2 separate regions of the Homo sapiens genome follow, and region 2 is linked to region 1. A link is a contact called in ENCODE Hi-C or POLR2A ChIA-PET data. All regions are on one chromosome and are shown on one strand. Each heading gives the region's core, a stretch centred on a gene start or an enhancer-like site at or near the end of the contact. The rest is flanking DNA. Distances are from core to core; before and after follow the strand shown. Region 1 has its middle 46 kb from the start of SPRED2. Region 2 has its middle 55 kb from the start of LINC03050.

Region 1 (6,676 bases), core at 3,179-5,678:
CCCACAGGGCTCAGTTCTGCTGTGGTCTCAGAGGGATCACCCTATAGCATCTCTTGGATTCACTCTTCCCTGTAAATGGATGTCAGGTTCATAAAGGCACTCAGTTGGGTTACATGAGTCAGTAGGCTTTACCCCATACCCCCTCCCATGCTCAGAATCTAAGACATTGTTTTAGATATCACATTTTCAGCCAAATGTCAATATGCCTGGTCTGACATCTGAAGATAATTTGAAATCAATGGCAATAATTTTCCCATCCTTGGAAGTATGGTTTTAGCCATTGTTACCTAAAAGGTCTTGCTTAAATCAACCTCCATCCAAAGTCTCTTTAATAAGAAAAGTAGCTGACATTTTTTGATCACTTACTCTGTGACAGGCATTATATATGCATTAGCTCATTTAATCTTCCCAACATCCCTATGGATAAGTCCTATTATTACCCCCGTTTTACAGGTAAGTAACTGAGGCTAAGAGGATATATGAGTAGCTGAAAATCACACAAGGGGGAGGTGCTGAGTGGGAATTTGTAACTCCTGAGCCCATGCTTTGAGTTCAAGCTGCTTATCACCACATTAAACTGGGTCTTTACCTGAAATAATGCAACACCCAAAGCAACTTCATGTTTCAGGGATTCTCAGAGGAGTAGAAGGGGCTTCTCAGCCTTGCAGAAGGGTGAAGCTTGGAGGGAATTATGCTTACCATAATGTTTATTATATACTTTATAGTTTGAAAATGATAATAATAAAGATTCTCATACAGTCTTCGTGAAGGGAAGGCACACATCCATAATGTCCGAGGTGGGAGAAGCCACAGGCCAATTGTAGTACATCCCTGGGTGTCATTAAAGGAAAGGCAGCAATGAAGTGGAGAATAGTTTCCCTATCTATGAGGTGGGAGGAATAACAGTATGGCATCTCGCTCTGTCACCAGGTTGGAGTGCAGTGGTGCTGTGTCTGGAGTTTGTTCCTGCCGTTGGGTTTGTGGTCTTGCTGACTTCAAGAATGAAGCCACGGACCTTCACGGTGAGTGTTATAGCTCTTTTTTTTTTTTTTTTTTTTTTTTTTTGAGACAGAGTCTGGCTCTGTCGCCCAGGCTGGAGTGCAGTGGCGCCATCTCGGCTCACTGCAAGCTCCGCCTCCTGGGTTCACGCCATTCTCCTGCCTCAGCCTCCCGAGTAGCTGGGACTATAGGCGCCCGCCACCAAGCCCAGCTAATTTTTTTATGTGTTTTTAGTAGAGACGGGGTTTCACCGTGTTAGCCAGGATGGTCTCAAGCTCCTGACCTCATGATCCGCCTGCCTCGGCCTCCCAAAGTGCTGGGATTACAGGCGTGAGCCACGGCGCCCGGCCATGTTATAGCTCTTAAAGGTGGCACGGACCCAAAGAGTGAGCAGCAGCAAGATTTATTGTGAAGAGCGAAAGAACAAAGCTTCCACAGCGTAGAAAAGGAACACAGCGGGTTGCCGATGCTGGCTGGAGTGGCCAGCTTTTATTCTCTTATTGGCCCTTCCGGTATTCCCTTTCTGTCCTACTAGAGTGTCCTTTTTTTCAATCCTCCCTGCAATTGGCTACTTTTAGGATCCTGCTGATGGGTGCATTTTACAGAGCGCTGATTGGTGCATTTTACTGAGCGCTGATTGGCGCATTTCACAATGCTCTTGCTAGCTACAGAGCGCTGATCGGTGTGTTTTTACAGAGCGCTGACTGGTGCATTTTACAATCCCCTTGCTAAGACAGAAAAGTTCTTCAAGTACCCACTTGACCCAGGAAGTCCATCTGGCTTCACCTCTCATTGAGATCTTGGCTCACTGCAACCTCCACCTCCCAGGTTCAAAAGATTCTCCTGCTTCAGCCTCCCGAGTAGCTGGGACTACAGGTGCCTGCCACAATGCCTGGCTAATTTTTGTATTTTTAGTAGAGATGGGGTTTCACCATGTTGGCCAGGATGGTCTCCATCTCTTGACCTCGTGATCTGCCCACCTCGGCCTCCCAAAGTGCTGGGATTACAGGCGTGAGCCACCGCACCCAGCCCTTTGTCTATATTTTAAAAGATATAGATCGAACTTCAAATAATTTTGATGCCCGTTATGGGGCCTTTTCAGGCTCTGCCTCAGACATCTCTCTTGCTTGCTTTTGGGGAGAGCCCTTTCTGAGTTTAATGGCTTCAGTAACTGGAAAGGGGGTCAGCTTATTTCCCTCGAGATGTAAATGAAGCCCTTGAGACCTGGACACCTACATTGGCCCATTTCGAGGTGGTTGTTTTTTAGGACTCCTTTGTCTAATGATAGTGGGAAGGTTTTAGACCACCCGGAGAAGGCAGGTGGGAGGGGATTGGTCTCCAGAAACCATCTAGAAAGAGGGCCCCACCCTCCTGTGATCCTTTCTAAGAAGACTGGCAAGGCTGAAGAATCCTGGTCGCTTCCTCTTGTATGTTGTTTGCTTATCTCCTTTCCATTTCCTTTAGAGATTAGCGGTAAAACACAAGCAAGCACTTTTGAGAAACAGGCTGACCTAATACCATTATTTATTTTCCTCGGATCTGACATCCAGAGAGATGGTGCTAGTCCTCACAGTCACATAGAAAATTAGGATGTAGGCTCATACCTGTAATCCCAGCACTTGGAAGGCTGAGGCAAGAGGATGAGTTGAGGCCAGGAACTTAAGGATGCAGTGAGCTATGATGGAGCCACTGCATTCCAGCCTGGGTGACAGAGCAAGAATCCATCTCTAAAAAAAAAAAAAAAGAAAAGAAAAGAAAGAAAATTAGAATCTGATCTAGAGATTCAAACACAAGTTTTCCAAGGTTTGTCCTTGTACACTTTCCACACTAGACCACTTGCATCTCAACAGAGCACTTCTGGACATCATGGTTACCAGCTCTGGATGTAGAGCTAGACAGATCTGAGTTTGAATCCCTTTTATGGGTTGCATGACAGTGGAACCTTTCATGACTCTGTTAAAACCTCAGCCCCCCACCCCCAACCCCAAACTCCTGTAAATGTGGGGACTGAAGGAGGTGATCTACTTAAAAGCTTAGCACAGGTAGAGCCTGGTAGAAAGCAAGTCTTGAGGAGATGTCAGCTGTTCATATTCTTTTTTGTAAGTAATTCAAAGAACAAAGAAGTGTATTTTGGGATTTAGGGGGGTGGAATCTGATGGTTTTTCAAGTCCACATCCAGGGAGTTTACTGCCTTCTCACCTCATTTGGAAGATGCTCAGAACCATCCTGACTCGGAACGATCCTATGGAAAACTTGAAGTGTTTCTGCAGCACATAAAATCCTGGCAAATATGTAGCAATAACACCTGGGTTAAGGAAGCTGGACTCCTTGATATACCTTTCCAACCAACGGAGGTGGCATAGTCACCAAGAAAAGGGAAGTGTCTATGTGGCAGCCTTGTGTCCCACTGCGTGAGACTTCTGTGTTGGAGGGTGGCTAGGCTGGAGCCAGTCATGGTGTGCAGTTCCACACACAAGTCATTGCACTTAAGAAGACCTAGTTTGCCGGGAAAAGGTTTTACTCAGCAGATGAAAAGGAGCAGAACCGCCCATGTTGCTTACTGCCTCAGGGAAAATTGCCCAGTCCAGGAGCCCATTAGGAGGCTGTAGCTCCGACATCCCCAGGTGCTGGCCAGTAAGTAGGTTTCCTGGACTGTCTCTAACCTGGTTTATAAAGGAAGTCAGCCCTCTGGAATTTCTGACAGGTTTACAAACACCCAGGTTCAGGCAGGGTAGAGAAGCATGCTGGGCAGCAAGGAGTCCTTGTCTTGCTGAGAGAATTTGCAGACCAGGAGTAAAGAGAAAACTCCATCCCTGGCACACACAGGAAGCTTGCATCTGACAACAGGAAGGCTGGAACGCCACTTGGATTTGCTCAAGGAGGGTACAAGCATCTCCTGCTCATTGTCTCCTTTGTTATGAATGTATGTAGGGGATCAGCCCAAACAACCTGAAAAGAGATAGGATTCTGTACCCATATAGGCCACATGTCCAGGCTCAGGTACATGTGGGGATACAGGCTCCAGGGAGGCTGACTTGCATTCGGTGCCTGTCTGGGCTTTTCTCTAAACTGTGAGACAAGAGACAACAGTGGGACAAGGCAACAGCGGGAACCCACCTGGCTCCTTCTAATTGCGTTTATTACAAACGAGATGAGTGATGAGTTCAAGTTATAAGAAGTAGACTTGGAAGACAGACAAGGATGAAGGTTCCCTTTTAACTCTTTTCTGACAAACACACGCTTAATAGTTAGGACTGATGCAAAGATCCCACCCTTTTCTCCCCCCCTCCCGTTTTCCGGGCCCTGAGTAGTTGGAGGAAGAGTCTACAAAGCCAGATTATTTTTAGCCTTTGAGGCGAGGCTGATTCACCCCTCCCCTCGCCCCTTCCTTTGAAACGCACAGTCCTTTTTATTCCCTGGCCCAGCCAGGGCACCCGAGTTCTCTCGGGAGCTGCCCTTGAGCAAAGCTTGCTCAAAGCTGCTCCATCAGCAGGTTGTCAGCCCGGGGTCCAGCGAGGAGTATGGAGGAGGAGCTGACCTGCTAGTATGAAGGGTTTAAAGGAACTTAAGGCCGCATGTGGTGGCTCACGCCTGTAATCCCAGCACTTTGGGAGGCCGAGGCAGGCTGATCACCGGAGGTCAGGAGTTTGAGACCAGTCTGGCCAACATGGCAAAACCTTGTCTCTACTAAAAATACAAAAATTAGCTGGGTGTGATGGTCCATGCCTGTAATCCCAGCTACTAGGGAGGCTGAGGCAGGAGAATTGCTTGAACCCGGAAGGCAGAGGTTGCAGTGAGCCGAGATTGTGCCACTGCACTGCAGCCTGGGCAACAGAGCAAGAATCCTTCTCAAAAATTAAAAAAATCAAAAAGTAAGAGAATAAAGGAACTTAAGTACCCGCCAGTTCACTCGTTCATCCAATCATCGGTATAGGCAGGATCCTGTGCAACATTCAGAGGGGAGAGGGAGAACGAATCAGTGGGGTGTTATATCCAAGGAATAATTGATTGCTCAGCTAGACACAGAAATACCCTTTCTGTGATGAAAAATGCCCTGTACCACAGTTTTCATGACTACTTAAGAAGGGATGGTGTCTCTTAAAAAAATGATTGAGAAATATTTCAAACGTGAAAAAGTGCAGAGTGCATTATAACTCATAGGTATGGACTCCGAACACCCCTATTTAACTTTTGGCTTTATTGAATTGACTTACAAATGTTTTAAGGAATAAAACCTTAAAAATATCAGTTGAAGCCCTCCTGTGCTCTCTCCCCATTCTCCTACCGCATTCGAGGGGCCGTGTATCTTTCTAGTCCTTCACAAGTAGTCTCAAAGCAGCAAAAGGAATGGAAACTTGTAAATTAGCTACTTCCATTAAAAACACTCCTTTAACTTCTTTTTTTTTTTCAATTAATAACAATTATAGAAACGGGCCTTGCTCTGTTGCCCAGGCTGGTCTTTAACTCCTGGGCTCAAGTGATTCTTCCACCTCGGCCTCCCAAAGTGCTGGGATTGTGGCATGAGCCATCATGCCTGCCCCACTTTAACTTCTTCCTCTTCTCCAGGTTGGAAGCATCCTCATCTTCACCACCACTGTCGCCACCATTATCAGTTCCCATAGAACTATCTTCTAGCCACCACTGATTACAATGCAATTTCCAAGTCATAGAGCCCTGGAATGGGTCCAGAATGGGCCTTTAAAATCACAGTGGAGAGGCCGGGTGCGGTGGCTCATGCCTGTAATCCCAGCACTTTGGGAAGCCGAGGTGGGTGGATCACTTGAGGTCAGTAGTTTGAGAATAGCCTGGCCAACATGGTGAAACCTTGTCTCTACTAAAAATATAAAAATTCCAAAAAAACAAAAGTAAGCCAGGCTCGGTGGCTCACACCTATAATTCAAGCACTTTGGGAGGCCGAGTTGAGACCATCCTGGCCAACTTGGCGAAACCCTGTCTCTACTAAAAGTACAAAAATGAGCCAGGCATGGTGGTGGGCGCCTGTAATCCCAGCTACTCGGGAGGCTGAAGCAGGAGAATTGCTTGAACCTGGGAGGCAGAGGTTGCGGTGAGCCAAGATCGCACCACTTCCTCCAGTCTGGCAACAGAGCAAGAGTCCATCTAAAAAAAAACCACAGTGGAGAAACAGAGACCCCAACAGGTGGGGTATCTGCATATTGACAGCATGTATACTCAGGTTCAGAAGCTGGGAAGGAGCTATGTGACTGCCTAGAGGTCCAGCACTCCTGGCACAGACAGGGTGCTCCATAAACTCTAACAGCATGATTGTCCCTGTCAAATCCTGCCCACAGTGCACATGTGGTTAGTGCCCCGAACTTCATCCTAACCAATGAAAATATATCAGGAAGTGTTCATCTTGTTACTTAATATAATGAATGGGACATTTCACATAACTTCCTAACTATGAAAAAGTCTGCTTGGGATCTTTAAAACAGTTAAGTTGGACAGAAAGTTTTCAAGAGAAAGTGTTAGCTAGGCAATATGACACACACACTTGCCCCCTAAAACTAAAGAAAAAAGAGTATTAGAACCTATAATCAAACAATGTTTCGTGTAGTCTAATAAAATGCCAAGAAGCTAGCTGCCCTGGGGTGGTACCTCCCAGGAATCCAGGCTGGGCAGAGGGCCACTTGGAAGGAGGTGGGGGATAGAGCACAGG
Region 2 (7,372 bases), core at 650-3,149, 66 kb after region 1:
TTGCCCAGGCTGGTCTTGAACTTCTGGGCTCAAACAGTCTCCTGCCTTGATCTCCCAAAGTGCTGGGATTACAGGCATGAGCCACTGCACCTGGCCTGGTTTTGTGTTTTCTTAGTAAATAGGTCTCCTCTTCCGATGGGCCACTGAAGTCTCAGCCTCTCACTGGAATGTTGAGCAGTAGTCTTTACCCTACATTTTCTAGGACAATTTAAGTCCTGAACTATGAATACTTGGCGGTACTAGCAATGAGGATCATTAGCCAGTTCTGGACGTTAGCCACAGTATAGGCATGTCCCTCTTCACCTGCCTCACTCAAACACAGGCGTGACGTGATGAGGCTGGTGAGGTTACATGGTCTGGCATGTAATAGGTCACACACTCCCTCCATGACAAAGGAAGGCTTTGTCACGAGGGTGGATGATCTCTTTTCTTCCATCCTTGGTTAAAATTCTTCAAAGAGTAGTATCAACTTTCGGCTTCCATTCCCAAATCCCGTAAGGTTCTGCTGAAATTGAAAACGCAGTAAGGAACTTCTAACAGCCTGATTGAGGGCCTTCCTTTTGGGTCTTATTCTCCCTTACCTCTCTGTGGCTTTTGGTATTTGACTTCTTGGAAGGTGTCTTGACCACAGCCCAGGTTCAACTGTTCATACTCAGTATCTTTTGCTAGCTCTTCTCTCCTTCAATTCCTTTTTAAAATTAATATTCCTAAGCTTCTATCCTTAGTTCTTGTCTCTTTTTCTTCATGCTTTATGCTTATAATCTTCTAAAGCTGTCATCTGCAGACGATTTACCTACTCTCCTTTGGCCACCTCAAAATCAACCTGTCCAAAACACAGCTCATCATCTTGTTGTCTCCTTACCTCGGGACTGGCTCTTCTTCCTGGGCTTCCTTTCTCTGACCGGCATCATCGTTGACTGACGGCTCCACTTAGAAACCTCGGAGGCATTTCTTTTTCTGCTTTGTGCCTTCCCTGTCACCATCTGACCCTGCTGGTTTGCTGTGGGAATGTTTGTTTTTGAATATCTGGAATCCAGCCTTCCTCGTCCTTGGCTTAAAGTAATTGCAGAGACTTTCTCTTCCATTTTTTTGCTTACGGTTTCTCCCAGGTAAATTCTACCTTTCATGCGTCTGCCACAGCTATCTTTCTACCATATAAATGTCACTGAGTCCTTTCTCCATTAAAAAAAAAAAAACCTCTTGGTGACTCCTCATAGTTGACCAAGGCCTTTTTTTTTTTTTTTTGAGATGGGATTTCACCATGTTGCCCAGGCTGGAGTGCAGTGGCTATTCACAGGCATGATCCCACTACTGATCAGCATGGGAGTTTTGACCTGCTTAGTTTCTGACCTGGCCTGGTACACTCTGCCTAGGCAACCTGGTGGTCCCCTGCTCCAGGGAGGTCACCATATTGATGACAAACCTACTGTAGATACCTGATCGGCGTGGTGCACCGTAGCCTAGAACTCCCGGGCTTGAGCAATCCTCTTGCCTCGGCCTCCTAAAGTGTTGGAATTACAGGTGTGAGCCACTGCCCAGCCACCAAGGCCTTCAGCATGTGGCTACCGCCTTCCTATTCTGGCTCCCATCCTGTATCTCCTCCTGCCACACATGGAGCCTGCACCTCAGCCAGCTCTCGTCTCTAATGAGTTTCCCTCTGGTTCCCATTGACGCTGTGTCCTCCATCCACAGTGCCCTTCTGGACTTGGAGAGATCTTCTTCTTCCTTCCCTGACCTCCTGAGACCTTCCCTGAGCCTCTGAGGCCTTTCCTCTCCTTTCCCCAGCATTACTCACTTCCTGCTCTCTGGCCTTTGGCACCTCAGTCAAATCACTGGTAAAGCAGTTAACACATTGTTATTCCAGTTAATCACATGTCTTCCCCACCTCCCCTGCTAATGATGAGTTTGCTGTGGAGAGGACCTTGCCTTACCACCTCTGCATTGCCAGGGCATAGAACAGTGCCAGGCATAGGGCTAAGTCACTCTCTAAATGTCTGTCTAATGATCTTACTTACCAAGCTTGTTCAGTCACTGTTATTTTAAAATGCAGTTGTTAGACTCCTAGTTTTTTTTAAATGTGACTAAAGCTGAGTTGATGTCATTATTGATGATCAACTTCCACACTGAGCTAAGTTTTTGTTTTCATTCATCACACACACATCTTATCTATAAGAGGAGATGGAGGCTTCCTTGAAATTAGTGTTCTTTTTGTAGTTCTATTACAAATTCAGAAAGAGTAGGCCTCCGGAAAATTCTGTGCTTGTTTTCATCTCTAAACAGGAAGTCCAAAGGCAAATAAAAATGAAGACAATCCCAGTTTGCAAACAGTCAAAATTTTTAGCAACTCTCTCACCAAGTACTCTGGGATTTTAGCCCAGTCCTACTAATTTAGAGGAAGGCATTTGCTCGGGCTGACCATGCCTGGTGCAATTGATGGGCCCTTAGTGCGTTGGCAGGCATACTTGCAGCTTGCAGGACTTCTTGAGAAGGGCACTTCACCTCTCTGAGCCTTAATGCCCTCATCTGTAAAATGGAAACATTGATCCTGCAATTATAGGGTAATTTTAAGGGTTAAAGGACAAAAATGCATGGGAGCCCTGCTTTGGGCCTGGCATGTAGTAACCGCTCAACAAATCATAGCTGCAGGCCGGGTGCGGTGGCTCACGCCTGTAATCCCAGCACTTTGGGAGGCCAAGGCTGGCGGATCACGAGGTCAGGAAATCGAGACCATCCTGGCTAACACGGGAAACCCCGTCTCTACTAAAAATACAAAAAATTAGCCGGGCGTAGTGGCGGGCGCCTGTAGTCCCAGCTACTCGCTCCTGAGGCAGAAGAATGGCGTGAACCCGGGAGGCGGAGCTTGCAGTGAGCTGAGATGGCACCACTGCACTCCAGCCTGGGCGACAGAGGGAGACTCCGTCTCAAAAAAAAAAAAAAAAAAATCATAGCTGCTGAGAGATGTTGCCCATTGCCAGCACATAGAAGTGAGCCAGGAAGTTTCTGCTACTTGCAGGCTTAACTCTTGACCAGTCCAGGAAATACTGGTGCTTTACCCTAACACAAGAGACGTTTTAACTGAGATTACCTGAAGTTGGGCAGGTGCAAAGTGGTTAGGAAGTGCCCTCTTGCTTTACAATCCAGTGACCAGGGAAGAGGCTTTTAGTCATTTATGGATGGTTTTCAGGGCTTCTTTTAAGCCCTAAAACTGTGCCATCAATTTTATGTGAAAGTACATTTGACCAGGCAAAGAGTCTTTGGTTTTTATCAATTTCTCAGTGGAGTCTGTGACCCTAAAAATGCTAAGAACCACTAGCCTGGAGTTTTACAGACTGAGACATTTGAATGTAGATTTTGTATCTCATAATGAATGATGGAAACAGTGTCTTACGTTCAGAGTAGAAGTCCATTCTAGCCTGGATCCACTGCCAGCCTGCAGTGTGGCTTTGGACATCCAGATGGAAAAATGAGAGCTCCTTAGTCAAGACTAGAGTGTGAAACAATTTGGCTTTGTTATAGCTCATGTCCTTGGGACAGGCCCTGTTCTGCTGGGAACTCTTAGACCTCACCTTGAACAGGAGCTGGGCTGCCTGTAGGAGGCTGTGGCAGGCTCTGGCTCTGGGAATGATGCTTTTAGGTTGTGTGTGTGTGTGTGTGTGTGTGTGTGTGTGTATGCATGTGTGTGAGACTGGATCTGCATGGATCCTGGGTGGCAGATGTTTGCACCAGCTACCAGGGGTGGGAGGTGCAGTGTGTAATCCAGGAACTTTATAAAAGGGGGATATCCAGTGATCCTCATGTAAATGGAAGACAAACCTTGGCCATATTAAGCTGGGGCTCTAACCACCTCCTGTTAGAGCGGTCCAGCAGGTCCAGGAGGCTCACAGCTCCCACAACAGGCCTGGAGAGGACAAAGATGACCCATCCTGAAGGACCATCTTCCTGGCATGATGTCAGGCTTGGTGGCTCGGGTGCCTTTCCTTCCATCTGGGATGAGATGCTGCAGGGGGCCTTCTCCAGCTGGCCTTGTAGGGTTGGCCAAAATACAGAAACATCTAGCTCTTGACTTCCTCTCTGAGGCTGAAGGAAGCATTGACCAGAAATCGGGTGTGTTCAGACTACCTGACTCTGCCTCATTTCAACACCCCGGCTTTAGTGTGATAGGGTGTCGTCTAGGGGCATTCCTTGTCTGCACAGTGTTTCCAATGGAAATTTCTGTGTTCAGAACCAGGTAGATGCTTCCTTTGACAGGATCTCACTGCTTCTTGTACTTAGAGACCATTCTGCTTCTACTCTGAATTATTCAGCCTGCCCTGCAAGCGAATGGAAGTCCTTTATGTTCCTCGTTGAAGGAGAAAAAGATTATGTCATGAGATTTCAGCTCGAGTTTGTCTTCATGCATATTACATTCAGGTTTTTACAATGAGTGTTTGATTTGCAGTGGAGGAATATTTATTTCCAAATCCTCCAAATGCTTCTGAAGGCAGCCTCCACGCAGATTTTAATTGCTAAACCTACTTATTCTGACTCAGTGTCTGTTTGGTAAAATGTCTGGAGATACAAGAAAGTGGGGAGACAAGTGAGCTGGGCCCAGATGCTCCTCTATGACTAACAGAATGTCCACCCAGAGTGGGGAGATGAGCAGCCCACTGCCATGTCATAGGTGGGTGGGTTTCTCATAGCTCTTATTTAAAGCTGTGCCCTATTGTACTAAAATTACAATTTGTGAATAAGCATTGAATTGGGATTGTTGGGCTGAGCTGACTCACCTCTGGTAACTGGGACTGGGTCTGAGGAATGTCTTCGTGTCACAGTCAACTCAGGCAAGAGGAGAAAGCAGAATATGCCCCAGTGGGGGAACCGGCTCACGGCTTTCCTGATTGTCATTTCTGCAGGTGACCCGAGTCCCTGGGCTTTCTCTCCACTCGCTTGCTCTGTCCCTTAAGAAGGGCCAGCAGGTGGATCTCAATGAGAAATGCTTACTGGGGTTTTGGGCGTTTAGGTCATGTACCCTGCATCCCATCTTGAGGCAGCCCTTGCAGCAGGAGGTGGGGACACACAGACACTTGGAAAGTGGTTTCAGATCCAGATTTGGATGTAACCTAAAACTGTCACCATTCTAAGCAATGGCTTTTAGATCTTGGACAGAGTAGGCAATCTTTCAAAGGTGACTAGGCCACTCTGCCATGCTCTGTGATCCTGGTAGGTGGGAGTAAGCTGCCTTTTGTAAGCCGAAGCTCCTGTGCTCAGTGGCTGGTTGGGGCGGCTCTTGTGAAGTGTTGGTGTGGGGGCCTCCCTTGTGCCATCTGGGTGTTTATGTTGTAGGATGTTAATATGTCATGGGGCTGCTTCCAAGTGGCCCTATTCAGATGTTCCAGTGACAAATGGATTCTGGAGATGAATGTGGGTGAGGGAACTACTAGTATCTTTTTCCGTTAACCAGTTTCATTTGAATTCACTATTGCATGACTTGATCAACATTTTGAAAAACAGAGAATAAAGTTCTGAGGTCACAGATTTTAGGAAGCATAATTTTCTTAGAAATGGAATAGAAAAACCTCAGAACACAGGACCCTGGCAGGAGGATTGGACAGTGGGATGACACAAAAGCTATAACCTAGTGATTCTCAGTGGGGGTGACGTTATCTCTGGGAATATCTGGCAATGGCTGCAGACACTTTCAATTATCATGGCTGAGCGCTCCTGGTATCCAGTGCAGAGAGGCCAGGGATACTGCTAAAGATCCTACAAGAGCCAGGACGGCCCCCACAATAAAGAATTACCTGTCCCCAGATGTTGACAGTGCCACTCTTGAGAAACCCTGTTATAAATGGGCCCCAATGCACCGCAATTACATGTACACATTCTCTTCCTCCTATGAACTGTCTTTTGTATTTTGCATGTAATGCTTACCAAACATTATGGGAGCATCATCTGCATGCCAGGTGCAGTACTGTGGGTAAGCGGGAGGTTAAAAAATGACTGAGACCAGTGAGGAAGACGCGCATCTACACAGCTCTCTCATCTAGTGCATTTAGATTCATGTCTCCCCTTTCCTAGGCGGAAAGCCTCCTGGTAGAAAGTGTATCCTTTAGACTCTCACAGCATCAGCCGCGATGCCTAATGGTAGCCTTTGTTCTCAGCAAATGCCTGTCATACATTCAGGAGTGGGGTCGGAAACAAGGCAAACTTCCCTGTAGGACCTGTACTATGGTTCAGTACGGGAGAGTTCACGTGGTCCTTGTGCTGTTTCTATTCCTCTTCTCATCCGGGTAGCCTCCCACTCCATAGGACAGACATTTCAGTAGCTGAGATGGACTCAAAGGTGACTAAGAGAGGCCGGAGCTCATCCTCTTGCACAGTAGTGATTATTCATGGCTGACCAGGAGATTTCTGAAGAAAAGCCTCCACATCTGGCCTCAGGAAGCCCTGCTCAGGAGGGCAATTCTTGCTTGAGGGTGTCCTGGCAAGGGAGCTTTGGAGCAGGAAAATCATCTGGTCATCAGAGTTCAATCATTCTTACCACCCTTGATGGCACTTTGAACCACACCAGCTCAGTGGACTGTGAAGGTTTGTTTCATAGAAGAATTTGGGGCCAGGCGCAGTGGCTCACGCCTGTAATCCCAGCACTTTGGGAGGCCGAGGCGGGCCGATCATGAGGTCAGGAGATTGAGACCATCCTGGCTAACACGGTGAAACCCCCTAAAAAATACAAAAAAAAAAAAAAATTAGCCTGGCGTGGCGGTGGGCGCCTGTACTCCCAGCTACTCGGGAGGCTGAGGCAGGAGAATGGCATGAACCCGGGAGGCAGAGCTTGCAGTGAGCCGAGATCGTGCTCCAGCCTGGGCAACAGAGCAAGACTCTGTCTCAAAAAAAAAAAAAAAAAAAAAAAGGAAATTTGGGCTGGAGGGTGATGGAAAAGCCAGAAGGTACGAACTCTACTCAAGGCATAAAATTTGAAGGCTGCCTGGGCCTGCCCTAACTCCACCCCAGCCCATTTATGGATATGTCCCCATTTCTGCTTCATTGGAACAAGAATGCCAGGACAGTTTCTTTGCTGATGGGCTTCTAGCATAATATATCTCTTTACTATCACAGATTTATATTCCTCATAGTCTACACCAAAGAGCCCAGGGTGGAGTGGAAGATGCTGCAGAGTTATTGCAAGGGGGTCTGTGACCCGTGCAACAAGCCCTGCCTGTAGAGCAAATATATCTTGCCTTACGCATGTACGTTCTACTATTTTTCAAATGCATATTTCACACTTCTATGTTCTACTGTTTTTCAAATATATATAAATACTACTGTGATTACAATAAAGGGATTGATTACAAAGTGTGGAATTCAGAGTGAATTGTCATTCCTCTGCTACTCT

What was found. A loop is a pair of places that touch in the nucleus more often than their neighbours do. ChIA-PET counts read pairs that join two places held with the same protein, here RNA polymerase II (POLR2A). Pooled maps may share reads with other maps.
Region 2: a pooled map shows a loop between it and region 1 (2.5-fold over the local background). The contact joins two enhancer-like sites. A Hi-C loop is called at or near these places in 5 of 50 pooled maps. POLR2A ChIA-PET finds 5 or more read pairs at or near these places in 5 of 52 experiments (HEK293, Panc1, WTC11 and 2 more).

Annotation. Positions count from the first base shown.
Region 1 is chr2:65,475,328-65,482,003 of GRCh38, forward strand. No RefSeq gene overlaps it. Among named protein-coding and RNA genes, the nearest start is that of SPRED2, 46 kb to the left of the region's middle. Within about 2 kb of position 4,429, at least 2 of the 41 ENCODE cell types and tissues checked have a DNase peak (open chromatin) inside an H3K27ac peak, as active enhancers do.
Region 2 is chr2:65,544,157-65,551,528 of GRCh38, forward strand. It overlaps the pseudogene RN7SL635P. Among named protein-coding and RNA genes, the nearest start is that of LINC03050, 55 kb to the right of the region's middle. Within about 2 kb of position 1,900, at least 3 of the 41 ENCODE cell types and tissues checked have a DNase peak (open chromatin) inside an H3K27ac peak, as active enhancers do.